Regions from separate parts of the Mus musculus genome. Here region 2 is linked to region 1. The links are chromatin loops, found by intact Hi-C in ENCODE. Cell type or tissue: heart. All regions are shown on one strand. Each heading gives the region's core, and the rest is flanking DNA. Links, peaks and the distances in the headings are about the cores only.

Evidence for each region. Hi-C counts contacts between places; a loop is a spot of excess contacts. Peaks named below come from ENCODE experiments on the same cell type or tissue, not always from the same donor. Only the 100,000 strongest peaks of a DNase experiment are listed, where the experiment ranks them.
Region 2: a loop joins it to region 1, with 2.6 times the contacts of the local background. A loop is called at or near these places in 2 of 42 quality-filtered maps.

The regions. Positions count from the first base shown.
Region 1 is chr9:113,789,419-113,797,418 of GRCm38, reverse strand. All of the region lies in intron 7 of Clasp2 (CLIP associating protein 2), which reads right to left. Among named protein-coding and RNA genes, the nearest start is that of Clasp2, 52 kb to the right of the region's middle. In heart, for the core only: no CTCF peak of the experiment used is centred there; DNase peaks (open chromatin) are centred at 4,108 and 4,648; H3K4me3 peaks cover 1,809 bases; H3K27ac peaks cover 1,930 bases.
Region 2 is chr9:113,924,998-113,935,673 of GRCm38, reverse strand. Ubp1 (upstream binding protein 1) reads right to left here and starts at 4,362. Exons shown (of 16, transcript NM_001372510.1): 1 at 3,908-4,362. The coding sequence starts at 4,020. It overlaps Gm39439 (a long non-coding RNA gene), which reads left to right and starts at 4,748. Exons shown (of 4, transcript XR_003948257.1): 1 at 4,748-4,947; 2 at 10,104-10,168. In heart, for the core only: no CTCF peak of the experiment used is centred there; DNase peaks (open chromatin) are centred at 4,043, 4,763 and 6,923; H3K4me3 peaks cover 3,494 bases; H3K27ac peaks cover 3,096 bases.

The DNA of each region.
Region 1 (8,000 bases), core at 1-8,000:
GTGCTTTTTATTTTTAGCCACTTGCTACTTTCAATCTTAGTGGCCCCTGTCTTCTGCCTTACAGTGATGCTAATACTGTTGTTTTAGGGCATGGATAGAAAGTCAATCAACAGAGTAGAAAGAGGTGTGATTGTGTCAAGTGGCCCTTTGAATACTCCCTGACACGGCATCTCTTCTTGGACTATTCTGCACAGCACTGGCTTTCCTGATTCTCAGGACCATCCACTCTTTTGATCCTTGTAATTTACTTTCTCTCCATACATTTATTTTTTTTATCCTATCATTGATTTTAGTAGAAAATACTGGCCTTACACCATCAAGTAAAAGGCAGGTTTCTCTCCTGTGATTTACATCATACAATCCTAGTGTGTCATAAAAAAAAAAAAAATGTTCAAGAGCAAGGAAGAAGGATCTTTTCAGCATCAGTATTCTATTCCTCTTAAACTAAATTTCAGATGAGTTACATGTGATCCTAGAAGCCAAAGGATCTCATGGAAGGTTGATCCCTAAGGATCTCACTACATTGCCCTGGGTGGTTTAGAACTCACTGTATAGACCAAGCTGGCCTTGAGATCACAAAGCATTTCCCTCCTGAGTGCTGGGGTTAAAGTTTGCCACCATGCCTGGTCCAGTTGTGTATATTCTTAAAATATTAATTTTTTAATAGACTATATTGAAATATAAAAAATTTAGGAAAAGTCCATTTGTAACAAAACCTTATTTCTTTCCAGCCATTCTGCAGGAACAACAAAAGGCCAAATTCCTTTCTCATGCTTCTGCGGCCAAATGCAGGCGTCAGTACCACATAATAATCCTACAGGTTTTTAATTAACCCTCTCTGATTTGACTGCCTAGAGCATAATATTACATAATTACTCAAAATGTTTGGTTTTATGCTTTGGAATTAAGAATGAGACAACTTAAGTTAAAAACATCCAAAATCTACCCTCAAGAATTCACCAAGCAGTAAGTCATTCCAGGACCTCATAAATCTGAATTGACCTTAAAATAAAACCACCAATGACATCACTGGAATATCTAAAAATCAACTATAAACAAATAAAAAGTCAAATGATTTGGTCAAAGATGCCACAAGGTGAGACTAGGGAGATGGCTCAGTGGGTAAAGTAAGTGTTTATTGTACAAACACTAAGCACTCAGCACCCACAAAACAGCTGAGCATGGCACACAGCAAACCATATCTAAAGCTTCATTGCTATCTCTGGATGGCTGCAATGGATAGATCCCACCGGCTTCCTGGCCAATCAGCCCAGCTAAACAGTGAAGTCCAAGTTGACTGAGAAATACTGTCTTAGAAAATACACAAGAGTAATGAAGAAAGGCACTAACCTCTGGCTTTCACATACACCTGTGTAAGTAAGCAGACCAAATAAATAAAGCAAACCAAAAGGCAGCTAAGAGAACACAAACACACACACACATACACACACGAGTCATATGAAGATGAGAAGGGTTGCCAGAAAGCAGCTATGTTTGATAATGTCTGAAATACTTTTCACTGATATGATTGGAAAATTGTTTAAACAAGTAATAATAGCAAGCAATGAACTGAAAAGAATATTGGCTAGTAGGTACTACTGTTGGAATGTATATAATAACGTATTTCTGGAATATTGTTACAGCTAACACAATTTAAAGGCAGACTTTTAAGTTCTAAAATGCTACTTACAGAGTATTTGGGGGGAAAATGCACGTCTCTGTACTCACATAAACAGCCTGGGTAAAAGTGTCTGTCCCAGACCAACTTAGGAAAAATTATACATGGCAAAGGATGTAAACTTTCACTGAAGGTGAAATAGTTATACTGCATGTATACAGTGGAAGACCATGCAACAGTTTACACAGAAGAGGTAGAATAACACATGACAGCATGATAGTAACACACTTCATGTGCTGAGCAGACATAGCAAATGTCAAAAGTATATTCAGAATGACTGCTTTCAAGGGATGTGCCTCAGCAGTAAAATACTGCACAGAGGAAGTGAGGCCCTGGGCTCCATTCCCCAGTCCCCACGCCTAACACAAATAAACAACAATCAACACAGAATTTGTTTGAAGGTTTATATATGAAAGCATATTTATGTTAAAGCATATAAAAGGCAGGAGATCTCACTGCATAAAGTATGAACAAGTTTACAGAGTTTTTTGTAATATGATCATTTCAATTTTTAAAAGATATTTACACACTATATTCATAGTTAAAATTTTTAAATGTGCAAATAGGAATAGAGCAATGAAATTGTGCATGGTGTTCACACATTCAAATTGTATGTGAGAAACTCATCACACTCAGTAATCATACCAAATGTTAAAACTATTCATTCTGACAGCCTACTGCCTTTCTTTATTATTCAGACTTTTAAGGTTTTTTTAAAAAGGCATATTTTAACCCAACAAAAATGTTACTATTTTAAGAAAGAAAATTAGTTGGAAACTTTACAAGAGGTCATTACTTTGAATGAAAAACAAAATCAATATATTCCTAACCTGTCTGAATGTATGTATTATTTAGAAAATAAAAACCAAATAAACATATATGGACAGCCAAAAATAGGTAGAAAAAAATAAAATAAAATCTAGACATGGTTCAAAGCAAATGCAACATTCAGTTGCCTAAAAATTAAACATTTTTGTTGTTTAATCTTCCTAAGAAACTTGGAAATGCTCTTAAGTATGTGAGAAATTAATTTAATGTTTTTACTTTAATAAAGTATATCTAAATTATTTACATAAGACCATATAAAAATTACATAAATTCTCAAAATCACTCATAACAATGTGTAATACAAAATGTATTATCACATTTCTATTTCAATGTACATAAAATACTTTAAATGACTATCAATAACAGCAACTTGGTAAGTTTGCAACCTATTCCTAATATTGCCAAGAGAACCAACTCTTGGAGGACAGAGGTCATAATCTAATCATAGGAAGGCTGACATTAAGACTTAAAACCTAAAAATCCAAGCAAGGAATCATTAAGAACCTAGACACACAGATACACACCAGAAAAAAAAGAGAAACAGAAAAGAGAAAAAACACGGTAGAACCTTACAGTCCCCCTGTACACATCTCTGATAATGATGTTATTATGAAACATATCTCAAAGCATCTTAATAAAAAGCTCAAACAGTGTTAAGAAGGACAATAGCAGATACACATTTGCGGCTCTTGCTTCAGCCCAGTTTGCTCTGTGCCTGGACCTGGAACACACCTTTCAGCAGGTCTTAGTTTCCTAATCTGTGAAATGGAAACACCAAATATCTGTGTAGTTCACTGGTCATTTGTGCCTGATGAGACAATGTATATAAAGTATATGAAAGTGCCTCTGAGAAGTATAAAATACTATTGAAATAGGTGTCTTTAAGATTGTCCTTCCCAAAACACCAACAAAAGCAATGTGTGATCAAATTATGTCCTATATAAATTTCTTAAAGGATGTTTACTAGAGACACTGACAAACCACAAGCATACTAATTAGTATAGTATCCATGGCAAGCCATTTTGCTTCTCTAAGTATTTTATTACCACGGAATTGAAATTCTGTCAAATACAACAGGAAAGATGTCAAGCTAGCTAATCAAACCTCCCTGCCTAAATCTGCCATTGCTCCAAAGGCCACATTCTCCTCCACAGCTCCTGTACACATTCCCTGACCCTTCCACTACCCTTTGGTGACCCAATACCAAAGACTGAAAAAGCCGTGCTTGGGTTGCAAGGTAAATCCCACCTTATGTTTGCCAGACCCCACACTGACACATCAAGTGAAAGACACCCCAAAAAAAAAACCCCATATACAGCAAAAATACACACAAGCACGTAAATGTCCTTCATTCTGAGGGGAAATACATCTCTTACATAGCAAACAATCATCACCTTAAAACCAAGTGTATAACATAGCACAACAAGAAAAAGGAATCATACTCACCATCTCCCATAGCCATTCAGATGGTCCAGGGAGCTCTCTCAAACCAAAAGGTCAAATATCACAGCAAAATAAGTGTAGCTTAGTGCCTGCGCCACTGGGCTCGGCCTGCAGCCTACAGGCACCGGGAGCACTGTGTGACCCAGGCCGCGCTGCAGCTCTGCACCGCAATAGCCAACAGCTGCTACTCCACTTCAAAATAAAAGTCTGGGGTCTTGCTGAAAACCCTCGTTTTTGTAGCGGACCCTAGCAGGGCTTGATCAAAATTATTCTTTAGCTGCACATATGCTGTTAGGTACACGTTGTGATATTTCTCCTTGTAACGGATGCCTGGAATTTAATCTAAGAAAAGCTCTGGGAGCCAATAAATGTCATCCCACTCGGGGACTTTTAATGCAATCATCAAAACACAAGGCATGTGTTCAGCAATCATTTTCTGCTTCCCTAAAGATATCCATGTAATCAGTAGCAATCACATGATCTGATGGATTAGCTGGTTTGCACCTTTTAAAAAAGGTTTTCATCCTTTGGTCATTACCTTTTAATATTTACAACAGAAGCACGCTACAAGTGCACAAACAGGAATAGCCCAGTTTCCATGATTAACTGCTCTCATTATGCAGGAAGCGTTCTGGCTGCCGTAAACAAATCACGTCAAAGCCAGCCCATCAAAGGCAGCTCTGTGCACAGACAGTAGGGCCACACGGAACAAAGCTTGCTTCTGGTGAAGACAGAACTTGCCAGTGCGCAGCTGCAGGGGAGCTAAGCACCCTCTATCCAGGCTGCAGAGACATCACAGGATTACCAAGCTCTGAGAAGGCCTTGGGGCTCATGGCCACAGAGAGACATGTTCTTAAATCAACCTAGAAAAAGTGCTTCTCTGCTCACTACCAAAGAGCATGCTATGAAAATATACAAAACTAGATTGGGAGTTATGCTGCAGACTCACATAAACTGAATGCTACAGTAATTTTAAAGTCTAAGTCCTATGCTTTCCTTTACTGTCAGCCTCTGAGATAAATAATTCTCTTCCTGGTAACTGACTCAGAGAACCTGGAAATGACTCTACTGTGATTATAAGGGAAACTGTACTTGGTCCTACAAGCACATCAGACAAAACAGTGTTTTCACAATGAAGGAAAAAGAAACAGTTGCAGCCAACAGCAAGGTTAGTGTTTACATCTCTGTTAGGGTACTAGGAGATTGTCTAGAAAGCTCCATGACAACACCAGGTCCTGCCACAAGCACAGAGCACCACAATTTAGTCTTTTCCTCCGGCTGGTGTTGGCTCCTTCCAGACACAATACGCTTATTTTTCATTCCATTTCCCTTCTAACAGTGAAGTTAATTCTTGTGTACTTATGGACTCTGCCAATTTGCTTTTTTGTAACATGAAAATTAAAGTCCAGCTTCTTAAAATCCCCAGAAAAAAACAAATGTGCATATCTCACTATTTTCTAAACCAAATGACATATGTTCAAATCAGATGATATTATTTAGTGTTCTTGACTCTGCTCAACTAGTTCTTTTAAAAGTCAAAGAATTTAATCAGAGCTTCAGTCAAGAGCACTGCACTGCAATGGCAATTATGGAAGAAACCAAAGGTGAAACAAAAGAAAAATGTACAACCATACACCAGGACCCACACAAAGAGCAACAAAAACAGGCTTTCTCTGAACAGTCAAGCCAAAAACACAGTGTTACTCCATGCCACCCCATGTACATGTCCCTTTCTAGACCAAAACGCTGCATGGGCTCCGACCTCTCTACCTCTAGGAGCCTATCAAAGGCTCTCCTGTCCTATCAGACACTGGCTGCACAATTCTCTCACAGGTTCAACATACCACAAACATGGTCTCTCCTGAGTGGGCTCCAGGAAGCCCAGGTCTCTCTTTGTTCTACAATCAATCAAGTCCTTCTCACCTCTGGGCTTTCATAGTCATTATTTTTTTCTACCTGACAACTATTCTTTGACTGGTTATTCTAAGCTATCAAGTTTCAACTAAAATATGATACTTCTTGAGAGAAACTGACTTAACATCACTGAATTACTTATAGTTTCAGTATTCTATTTTCTTCTCACTCAAGATGACCACCCAAGATGGTGACTCTTTACATCAATCCCCTGGGTTTATTGCTTATATTTTTCATCACAAACACTCTAAATCACTATACTGTAAGACTTGCTGTTCTATTATTGCAGTCTCAGACGACGACATTGTTTGCTCTAATTGCTTTAGTTTCTGGTCACAGACTACCACGTGGAACAAGATGACATCCCATAGGCAGGGACACCACGTAAGAAAGAAGAGGTAGCATCATCCACCATGCAAACGACCCCCTTCCCCACATCTTCACAGTGAGCACTTTGTCCTAAAATATTTCTGATCTCAGTAATTTTACTCCTTTAGTTTGAATATGTGATTAAAAAAAAATCAGCAAAGAGTGGAAAACTCTGTGGGACAAAAAAATGTACAGAAATAAAAGCTGAATTAACTTTCATCACTAAATTACATTTTCTACAAATGTCTGGTCTTCCTAGCGAATGTGGCCTATAAAAATATTTCCATTGCTCAGCTACCAACTGCTTTAGCACTCCTGGGGACTGGACTGACAGCTCTGGATACAGGGGACATTCTCACTGAGCCCGAGCCCTAGTCCCCAGTTTACATTTCTCAGACAAGCCCTGACCTTGAGCCCCTGCTCCCTCAGCCCCACAAGGAGCTGAGGTGGCAGTGTAATTCATCTGTTGGGGTATATATAAAATGAAGCAGAGTTGAAATCTTTATAGAAGTATTAAATGTAGATTTTAAAACAGAAGTGTTACTAGACAAAAAAAAGTTGCTTGGGAAGAAAGACACACCTGAAAGCATGGGAGTGGACTTCTCCAAGTGTCACCAACAAATAAATAAATTATATATATACATATATATATAGAGAGAGAGAGAGAGAGACCTAAAGTATTGATAGTGAAGGTGGAAAAAGCAAGCAAGCAGGACACAGTCCATGTATCAGAGTTAGAAACGACTGATTAATGAGAAGAAAAAAATCAAGTCACGCTGCAACTTGTGGACAACTGACTGAAACGACTGGAACTGAGGAAGAGGCAGGTTAGGAGAGAACAGAGCCAGAACTGGGCACATGTCTATAGTTTTAAACCATGAGAGGTATAAGTCAAGGCCTTCTACAAAGAGCTAGAGGCCAGCTAGGGCCATGGGAGTAGCTATAAGGGATAGGGGATGGGGGCAGGGAGGTACAAGGGGTTGTGGGGAGAACACGAACACATGAAGCAGAACACAAACAGGATTGTTTCTGGACAATATAACCCTGAAATCCAAATAATAATGTCATCCAGATCACAGACTTCCAAAGTGGAGACCAAAAGAGATAAGCAGCAGCAATGACGACGCTCTGTACTGGGAGTCGGCAGCACAGAATTTGCTGGTCTCTGGCCTGGCCTAGACTACGTCAGTGACAGGGGGTGGGGAGGGGGCAAAAGGAAGGAGGAGGGGGAGAGGGAGAGACAGACAGACACACTGAGATTCATTCATTTATTTACTCATTTAAATTTATTTTTTTATATTATGTGTGTGCATGTGTTCCTAGGTGACAATTTACAAGTACAGTGTCCAAGGAGTCCTGAAGAGGGTGTCAGATCCAGTCTAGATTCTAGAGCCTAGAACTTGAGTTACAGGCAGTTTGTAAGACACCTGATATGGGTGATGAGCATTGAATTCAGGTCCTCCGGAAAAGCAGCAAGTAATCTTTAATTGCTAAGCCACTGCTAAACCTTCTCTCCAGTCCCCAGGTCCAGTTAACAAGTTTTCTTAACAAGTGTAAGTCCGCCTAGAATTTATCAGTGAATTTAAAAATGATTCACATTAATAAAGTTGTTTTTTGTTTATTTTTGAGATGAAGTTTTTGATAGCTCAAGATGATGAACTCCTGATTCTCCTGTCCCTACTCTGAGGTCCTTCTTTAAAATACAAAATACAGGAGTGCTGACTCAGCCGTTTAGAGCACTCGCTGCTCTTGCAGAGGAATCCCGGTG
Region 2 (10,676 bases), core at 1,456-9,455, 140 kb before region 1:
GGTCTGAGTCTGCTCTGCTCTACAGAGCAAATTCCAGGACAGCCAGGGCTACATTAAAACAAAACAAAACAACTTATTTATGTGTGTGGATGGTTTACCTTCATGTCTGTCTGTCTGTCTACTACACACATGCATGCCTGGTGCCCAAGGAAGCCAGAAGAGGGCTGTGGATCCTCTGAGACTGGAGTTAAAGACTCCATGTAAGTGCTTAGAACTGAACCCAAGTCCTCTGGAAGGGTACCCAGTGAGTGTTCTTAACCAAGGAGCCATCTCTCCAACTTACTAAGTATTTTAAAAAGTAGACTACCACTTGTCAAATGTTGATAATTTCAAAGAATAATATCCGCAACTATCTGAAAAGGCTATCTATACAAACTTGCTTGTCCTCAGCGCTTACCTGTGTGAGGCTGATTTTATTTGTCTCAGATAAGCAAATCCAAAGAAGTTGTTTCATAAAATAAGAAATAAGAAGAAACTTCACTCTAATGGCTAAACTTTTTCTCTTGTGAAATATTTAAAAATGGTTTGTACTTATTTTATCAATTATTAAGGGCTGGCTTTCTTTCCTTCTCTCGCTGTTTCTTGACAGACTCATGTATCTCAAGCTGGCCTAGAACGTGCTATGTAGCCCAGAATAGCCTTAAAATTCTGATATTTCTACATACAAGAGATGTAACACTGCCCAGTTTTAGGCAGCGCTAGGGATTGAACCCAGGGCTTCATGCATCTAGTCAAGGACTCTATCAATTCAACTACACCCCCAGCTTAAATGTTGTAATAAAAAGATTAAGATTTATATATGACTTGGTTCATTTCAAAGGGAATCTGAACAAGATAGACTATATCAGCAAAATGAGAACCAGACCCTCTCCCCCCAGAAAAGGCAAAGCAAAGGGAGTGTCCGAGAGTAGCCTAAGCACAGTTCCAACACCCCAGCCTAAAGTATTTAATAAAACATGTATAATGCCATACATAAAAAGAAAAGCAATGCTCCAATTCTTTCAAGTTACTGTCCACAAAAGCTAAACAAAGTACCCCTAGAACACAAGTTTTAAAAATAAAAATTGCAGTATTTGGAAGGCAGAAGCAGATCTCAAATTTGAGGCCAGCCTGGGCTATACTGTAAGCTCCAAGACAGCCTAAAAAAAGTCTAAAAAAAGTCACAAAGGCAGAAGATATGGCTAAATTGGTAGCATGCTTAACTAGCTACTATACACAACACCTGGATTCAATCCCAGCACCACACAGACCAGAGGGTAGTTCACACCTATAATCCAAGCACTCTGGAGGTGGAGGCAAGAGGATCATAAGTTATCCTCTGATATTTGGACTAAATGAGACCCTTTCTCAAGAAAGAAAGAAAAGAAAGAAAAGAAAGAAAAGAAAGAAAAGAAAGAAAAGGAAGGAAGGAAGGAAGGAAGGAAGGAAGGAAGGAAGGAAGGAAAAGAAAATGGTGCTTTATTCCTATAAATTCCTATAACCTCAGCACTCAGGATTTATTCAAGGAAGCCCAGGCTAGCTACATAGTAAATTCCAGGATAGCCTGGACTGCATAGTGAGGCCTTATCTAAAAAAATAAAGGAAAAAAAGGAAAAGGAAAGGAAAGAAAGGAAGGAAGAAAGAAAATACCTTACCTAGTACATTCAAGGCCTTGGGTTTAATTCCCAAAGCCCTGAGGTTAGAGACAGAATAAATTCTATTTTAAGAAATATCCAAAGACAGCAAATACAGTATAAAGAACACTAGAAAGCAGCTTGCACTTAATTAAAAATACAATTAGCACAAACATGCCTTCTGCATGCATGTGGTAAGAGGACAACTTGCAGAAGTCAGTCCTCTTTCTACCATGTGTTCCTGGGGCTAGAACTCATGTTGGCAAGATGTCAGCATATGACTTTACCTGCTGAGCCATCTCTGCAGCCCACCAAACCAAAACTTTATCCAGATTTCTCCAAGAAGCTCAAGTATACTTCCTGATCTGTATGTGTCTATATGACGGTCAAAATATGTACCCAGGTTTGACTCAAACTCAGGTCACCTTACTGCCTCAGCCTTCCAAGTGCTGAAATTACAGATGTGAGCTCCACATCAGGCTTACTTCTTGAGCTTCACAGGTGAGAACAAATAACAAAAAGATAAGTTTGCTTCCTAATACCTTCTCAGAAGCAGCAGTCTGCTCTGGGGGACAGGGTTACGGGGGAGGCCTGCAGAAGCGAAGCCTCATGCCCCTAGGAGGGTCTACTTGTCAGTTCAATTTCACAGTAGTTTATACTTGAAATTTTCAAATCAAAGGTCTTGAAAGGCACAAGAGGCAAACTCCTCTTGATTTCTCATGACCCAATTAATTTATAAACAAATAAACAAGTCCCCTCAAAAACTGACACTTTCTGAGACTCTAGAAATTTTATATGAAAGGACATAGCCAAAAACACTGAAAAGGTTTTCCTGAGTGGAGTATCATAGATGAGAACCACAAAGATGCCAGCATGCCTTAAAGATTATTATTAAGAGAAGGCTGCCACCAAGAATTGACTTCCTTTTCAGAGAAATAACCCCCCAAACACAAGTTAGCCAAGCACAAGTTCACAGAAGATCCTAGAAAAAAGCCAAGTTCTAAAACCTACCAATAAGCAAGCTGTTCAGCAGCCCCATCTGACTGAGAACTTGAAGCAAGGAGACCAGGCTGGGCTCCGCTCCTGTGCTCTCCAGTGGACAAGGACACGCACTAAAGGAAGACTTCCAGAAGAGCCTACTCTCCAGTCCTCTCTAGATGATCCCTAGACTTTCGGTAGCTCAATTTCCTCAACAACCAAGAGTTGGTCTAGCAAACAATCCGCCTCATCCGAAGCCCTCAAGTTACACAACTGAGAGAAAGAAGGTGCCAAGTTTAGGGAGGCAAGCAAAGACCAAGTCAGGGTCAGATGCATGCGAGCGGCTTAATTCTTAGTTTAGTATGTTTTCCACCGCTTCTTTCCACGGGCCAAGAAACCTCCCGACCCGCCAGAGTCAAGGCTAATTGCTTCAGGGATGAGGCTGGACTTGTGCAGACCAGCTCTGACCCAGGGCATTTCTCTTAGGGTATTAACAATGCTTCTGACCTCCCCTGGGCGGCAGGAAAGGTAGGAGAGCCCCAGGGAGCCCACATCGCACACTTTACACAACCAACCATACTGCTGAAAACTAAGTACTACACTTAATTCACACGTTTCAAAAACCACTCCGTTTTTTACCTCCTTGGGTAAACCATACCCTACACAAGCCATATTCCAACATCGAAACAAAGGGCTGCCGAGCCACCAAGAACTCTTCAACTCTTTCGGGATAAGTAAGGGGCAGACACACTTGGCTCCTATCTGTTTCCGCCTCTCCCAATTACACAAAAAGGAACAGCTGCTGGTGCAGACAGCAGTGACTAAACTATTGTGTGTGGCACAATCTTAAAGCCCTCTGCAAAAGGAAACAGCCTGAGGGGAGTCACTTTGAGAATGAAGAAACCTAGCAAGGGCCCAACTTCACTCTCAATCAGGAGACTATACAAGCAAGTCACTGCGCTCGCCAACCCTCAGGGCTACTTTCACTCACAATATAACTTACTATCAGAATGTCAAGCGGCTGAAAGTCGCAGGCCACGCTACCAGGCACCGTAGGAAAAGCTACAGTTTTCCCATTAGAAACAGTGCCTTTTGTACAGCCTACTCCAGCTAAAAGGACTCGTAAATCACTTGGAAAGAAAGTCCCTGCCCCTCTGACCCAATCTCAACGGCTAGCGCGGCTTCCCCAGGCAGAAGCGACGGGGTCCTCCGCCGCTAGCCGCCCCCGTCGGCCTCCCAGGCCACGGCGCCACGCGGCAGGACCCCGACCCCGCGGCCCAGGCCCCGCCCGGCGGAGGCAGCCGCGCGCCCCTTACCTCATGCTGTAGGCGCCGGCGCCCAGCTCCTGCCCGATGCCGGACAGGCTGGAGTCGAAGTCGTGCACCAGCCCGGACTCGATCACCTCGTCCATACTGAGCACCCAGGCCATCTTCCGGCCTCGCCGCCGCCCCGCGCAGCGCGGCCTCCGGGTCCGGGGCGAAGGCGCCCGAGCTCCGCGGGCGCGTCCTGAGGGAGGACGCGGGTGAAGCCTCCGGCGGCGCGGCGAGTGGTCACCTGCGGCGGCGCGGGACGCGGCTGAGACGAGAGCGGCCGAGGCCCAGCTGTCAGGGCACAGCGTGCGGGCCAGCAGCTGCGGCGGGAGCGACCGGGCCGCGAGCCGCGCCGCCCTCCCGCGGCCGCCGGCCCCGCGCCTCATGCCGCCGCCCGCCCCCGGCGCCGCTCCCGCGGCCGCCGCCCGCCCCGCCCCACAGCCCCAGCGCGCATCCCCCCGGCACGCCCGTCACCCGCTCCCGGGCCGCGCCCCCCCCCCCCCAGCCCTCTGCCCGCCCGCCCAGGCTCCAGCGCCCCTTCGCCCCGGCCAACCCCGCCGCCGCCGCTCCGCCGGCCCGGACGCAGCTTCGATGCGGCTCCGGCTTGGGCTCGCTCGCCGCTTCCGCCTCCTCCTCCGGCCCCGCCCCTGCGGCCGCTCCCCTCCCAGGCCCGCCCCTCGCGGCCCCGCGCCTCGCGGCGGCACTAGCGCCTGGGCCGAGCGGCGCTGCCCGGCCCCCGCGGTGTCGCGGCCTGGCGGCGGAAGAGGTGTGACCGGTTACGCTCGGCTGACTGACAGGTCTTCTGGGCAGTCACGGCGAAGCGGCCGGAATGGATTCCCGTGAGCCTCTGCGTTCCCGGCTGAGCCACCAATCAAAACGCTCTTCCCCTCCGGGACTAAATTGACTGCCATAAGTAAGAGCTCATTGGCCCGCACTGGAGGAAGTGGTTCCAGGTCCTACTTCCGTCGGTTCTGGGAAATACCCTTTCGTCGGCTTTTGCCCCCGCTCCAGAGAAAAGCGGGTACATCTCGTCTGATGTAAGCTAGGTCTGTTGTGCAGAAGATCTTGATTGGCAGGAGAATAAGCCAGTCAGCCCTCCCTAAAAGGTCCCCGCCCCTCTCAACTCAACTTTAATCCGGAGGCAGAAGCATGCTGGTCTGAGTTCGAGGTCAGCTTGGTCTACTTGGCGAGCTCCGGCTGAATCAAGGTTATATACAAGGGCTTGTCTCAAAACAAAACAAAGCAAATTTGCAGAGCCCAGAAGATCTGGTGACGCACATAGCACAAGAGTGTGTGACACCCTCGTTATTCCTTAATCATGTGCGCTAACACAAACCATGCAAATTGCTGTGAGAGTTAACGTGAAGAAAACTAGTGTTTTTCTAAAACAAAAGACAACAAACAAACCCGGGAGGTTATGGTTCAGGTAGCACGAAGACAAAACAAACAAACAAACAAACAAACAAACAAAAACCACACACACACACACAGATACCCGCAGCAAAAGACAAAGAATACACTAAGCATAGAGACTTCCTATCTATGCCCAAGTGCTCCCTTTTACTGCTTCATGGAAGTCTGTGTCTGGGTATCCCTAACAAGCTTTGAGAAGAACTGCTCCCTCCAAGCCGGCCCTCGATTATTGCTTTTTTCACATAATATTGTTTCCAAAGGATTCGGATGTGGGTCCAGCAACGTTCATTTGACAGGTTTATTATTAACTGTTGGAAATAACGGGGGAAGGGGGAGTAATTCTCTGATTCTTGGGACAAGTGTAATTGTGCTATCATTTGTCTCTTTAATCAGTTTATGCACTAGAGTACTCACACATATGTAGAAGCACAGCCTCTGAAAGCTAACATTTGCCAACATCTAAGGTCAGGGCCAGGGTGATGGGGTGTGCTCTTTGTCCCAGTGCACTGGAGGACTGGGCAGGGAAGAAATCTCTGTGAGTTTATAGAAGCCTGGTATTCACAGTTGAGCTCTAGGCCAGCCAAGACCCTGCCTTAAAACAGCAAGGACTTTCAGGTTAATTCAGCTCACAGCTCTACTGAAAGACCTGGTGACAGAAATTATTGGAACTAGATTTATTCAAGACCATACCCAAAGAAAATGACTTTTCTCTGTCAAACATTCCTCTTTGGAAACAGGTTGAAATGGTGCATGCATGTTGTCTCAGTGGGTTTCTATTGCCACAGAGAGACATGACCATGGCAACTCTTTATTTAATTTAATTTAATTTAATTTTATTGAGTGTATGGTAGAAGAATGAAAATGGGTCAAAAGGGAGGGAAGGAGGGAGAGAGGGAGAGAGGGAGGGAGGGAGATCTTTCCTATGCTGGGACGATCCATGCCTTGGGAAGGAAGGCAGCCAAATGGGTTAGTGCATAGTCCGATGTGGTACTTTATCCAAAAGACTTTGGTTCTGGCCTCCCATTTTATTCTCGAAGGGCAGTCTGGGAACCCTCTTCCTCCATGATTGTTCCCCACTGTGGATGGAGCGTGCGTGTGTGCGTGGGTTATAAAAAACAGAAAGCAGGAGGAACTGGCCGACCTCCTTATCGCTTAAGAATTTTAAGATGGCCTGGAGAGATGGCTTAGTGGTTAAGAGCACCGATTGCTCTTCTGAAGGTCCTGTCTCATGACGGTCTAAACCCAGCTCACGTTCCCTATTAGTGGGTGAACAATGACCATGGCAACTCTTATAAAGGGTTTCTCTGTGTAGTCTTGGTTGTCCTGGAACTCATTCTGTAGACCAGGCTGGCCTTGAACTCAAAGATCCACATGTGTCTGTCTCCTGAGTGCTAAGATTAAAGGCATGTCCCAGTTAAAGGAAAATATTTCACTGAGGCTAACTTACAGTTTTGGAGGTTTAGTTTGTTACATCATGTCTGTCGAGAAGCATGACAACATACAGGCAGACGTGGTGCTGCTGAAGAAGGAACTGAGAGTTCTACATCTCGATCTCAGGCAGCAGGGAGACACTGTGTACCACACTGGGTGTAGCTTGAGCAAGGAAAACCTCAAAGCCTCACATTGAGACTTCCTCCAAAAGGCCACACCTCCTAATAGTCCATTCTTTATGGAACAAGCATTTAAACACACACACACACACACACACACACTCACTCGAGAGTCTATGGGGGCTATTCTTATTCAAACCACAAGATATGTAATCCCAGCACTAGGGAGGTTAACACAGGAGAAACAATGTTCGAAGCCAACCTGAGCTACAGAAGATATATATACAGGATATATATATATAGAAAGGATTCGAGTTGAGATCATGACAGGTCAGTGATGGTTGGGACAGCTCTTTAGCCGGGACTGATTACCTATACACACCTCTCACCCTCTAGTCAACCTAAAACCTCTCTCATCACCCTTGAGGATGGAGCGGTTCACTAGAACATTTCATTTTGTCCTCTTCCCAGCATGGTCACGTGGACTGTATCTCTGTTTTTATTACTTGTCTACTTTTTTTTTGTTGTTCTTTTATTTTTTGAGATTATAATTGCATCGTCCCTCTCCTTTCCCTCCCCCCAAACGCTCCCCTATGCCCCCTCCTGCTCTCTTTCAAATTTATGACCTTTTCCATTGGTGTTGCATGCACATATGCATGTATGCAAGTACATATATATTCCTAAACAGATTAAAAAAAAAAACCCCTAAGGAGCTCAGTCTGTATAACGTTACTTGTGTGCACGTTTTCAGGTCTGACCATTTGGATGACCAGTTGCTGTGCTCTCTTCTGGGGAAGACAATTTCTCCAGCTCTCAGCATTCCTTCGTTCCCTGTAGTTCTTTGTATAGGAAGGAGGTCGTTTGGTCTTTCCTCTGTCCATGATAGCATGTCCATCAGTGCTGTCCTTGTTTAGCTGATGTTTTAACAGTCACGTTAGTGAGACACTATGGGTGTAGCTTCTGACCTTACTAGAAGACGCAATCTCATTGTCACCTCCCCCCACCCCCTCATCCTTTGGCTCTCCCAATCCCAGTCCCCTCTCCTGAAATGCTCCCTGAACCTTAGGTGCACGAGTCATCTTGTAAATGTATCCGGGACTGGGATCCAGTCCTGCATTCTGGTGGGCTGTGGTTTTCTGTCATAGTTTCTGTCTGCAAAGAGAGGTTTCCTTGATGAGGGGTGAGGACTACATTTTTTCAAGTATAAGGGCAACTATTTGGAATGTAGCTTGGCACTTTGCTGGCTTAGTAAATCGGTAGGGGTGGGTTCTCCTCAAGCTCTATGGCATCACCAGAGTGGGTAGTTGGCTACGTTTCTAGTGGAAGCCGTGATTTCTTTCTTGCATAGCATGCCTTAAGTCTGAGTTGAGAGCCACTGGTTACAAGCAAGGTATATGTGCCACAACTGTACTGTACTGAGAGCTTTTGGTTTCTTTAAAAACCAGGTTATGTTATGTTTTCTCTAATTTAATCCCAGATGTGGGATATAGGGCTACTTCAGATTTTGCACAGCCATTAACCATGATTGTCTCCTGCTCCAGGTGGGGTATGATTTTTGCCAGCTCCAGAGAGTTTAATTCTGGGGACTCTGGAGAGGGTCTAAATGCTAGGAGTCCGAGAGGTTCTGTGACAGAGGCTGCTCCCCTGCTGCATTCGCTAATGTTGAACTGCTGGGTATTCTGACAATGAAGATTGGACTTGCCCCTAGGATCCCAATGACCCTATTCAGCTGGAAGTAACCTACAGAGGCTACGTCCCCTTTCCATTCTAATCTTTCTCTCCTACTTAGTGCTGGGAGTTGGAGGGTATTAGGGTGAAATAGGGGTTGGAAAGGTGTTCGAGGTCTAAGAACCCAATAAAATGATACAAAGTTGCCAGCACTGTACCCTTAGGGTTATCATGTCTTGGTGGCCATTTTCACTGTTTAGGACTGTTGCTTTCTTTTCTCCTTTGGAAACTGCATGGCACCTTCTAGTACCATGAAAGCTAGTCCTCAGAGAAGAGCCATTCAGGTTGGATCCTGCTCAGCAGCCTGTAGGGCCTGCATTTGAAGTGTTTGGTGTTTTTAGCAACAGGGACTAACTTTCCACTTCTAGGGGACAAACAAAGGGAATGGCAATAACCTGTAATGTTTGAGGGGACTTCAGATGACTGTGACCAACAATTCAACAATTCAAAAGAAGGCTCCTCATGTCTGATGTTGGAGTTTTTGTTTGTTTGTTTTTGTGTGTGTATGTGTGTTTGTGTGTGTGACAGGGTTTCTCTGTGTAGCCCTGGCTGTCCTGGAACTCACTTTGTAGACCAGGCTGGCATCGAACTCAGAAATCTGCCTGCCTCTGCTGGGATTAAAGGCGTGCACCACCGCACCTGGCGGTGTTGGAGTTTTGTTAGGTGCTCTTTGGCTCTTGGAGGGAGCATTGTCATCCCAGATGAGAAACGCCATGTACATTAAGCTACATGTACATTTATACACAGACTTACATGTACTATTGTGTTTTAAAGATATTTACACATGTCTCTTATTTTTCATTTTCTGTGTATGGGTGTTTTGTCTGCATGTATGTCTGTGTACACTGCACAGTGCCCATGAGGCTAGAAGAGAGTGTCAGCTCCCTTGTGACTGGAGTTGTGAGCCATCATGTGGGTGCTGGGGATTGGATGCGGTCTTCTGGAAGAGCAGCCAGTGCTCTTAACCAAGAAGACACCTCTCCAGCCTTTCAGTTGTCTTTGAAGAACAAGTGGCAGAGCTCAGCTTTTTTTTTTTTTTTTTTAAGATTTTATTTATATGAGTACACTGTAGCTGTCTTCAGACACACCAGACGAGGGCATCAGATCTCATTACAGATGGTTGTGAGCCACCACGTGGTTGCTGGGAATTGAACTCAGGACCTTTGGAAGAGCAGTCGGTACTCTTACCTGATGAGCCATCTCTCCAGCCCAGAGCTCAGCTTATTAAGGCTGCCAAGGTATACAAAGCAGGACAAAATTAAAACGATCATTGAGCTAGGCATTCTCTCTCATTGGGAGAATGCCTGTCTAGCATGCTCAAGGCCTTGGCTTCATTTCTAGTATGGGAAGCTATTCATTTTAAATATGGCAAACTAACAATATCAGAAAATCATTGAAAATATAAGTTTATTAAATGGAATCAGCGAAGAAGTTGGAGCTGGGGGATACAGATGAGTGAGTGTGAGTAAAAGCACCCGCCACAGCATCTGACAACCCAATTTGATTCCCAGGACCCACGGAGTGGAAGGAGAGAACCAATTCCTGATAGTTCTGACATCTCCATGAGGATGCTGAGGTGTGTATACATCTCTTAATCTGACATTTGTTGTCTTCTGGCAAGGGAGTACCTTTAATTTTTATTTTTAAATGCATATAGGTGTTTTGCCTTGTATATGTCTGTTTATCATGAGTGTCCAATGCTTGCAGAAGCCATAAGAGGGTGTCAGATCTTCTTGTACTGGAGTTATAGTCATGTGGGTGCTGAGAATTGAACCCAGGTCCTCTGGAAGAGCAGTCAGTGCTCCTAACGACTGAGCCACCTGTCCATCCCGTGCACTCACCTTTTATTTGGGTTCCCATGCTCAACAGTCAATTACTGACTAAGCCATCTTCCCAGCCCTCTGTGATTTTGTTCAGTTTGCTTGCTTGTTTAGACAGTTTCTTGAGTAACTTAGGCTGGTTTCAACATGTAGCTGTGGGTCAACCTGAACTTCTGCTCCTACTGCCTCCGATTTTTAAGCACTGGGATTACAGGTGTGCACCACCAGGCCTGGCTCTTCTGTTCTTTTCCATGTTAACCGTGG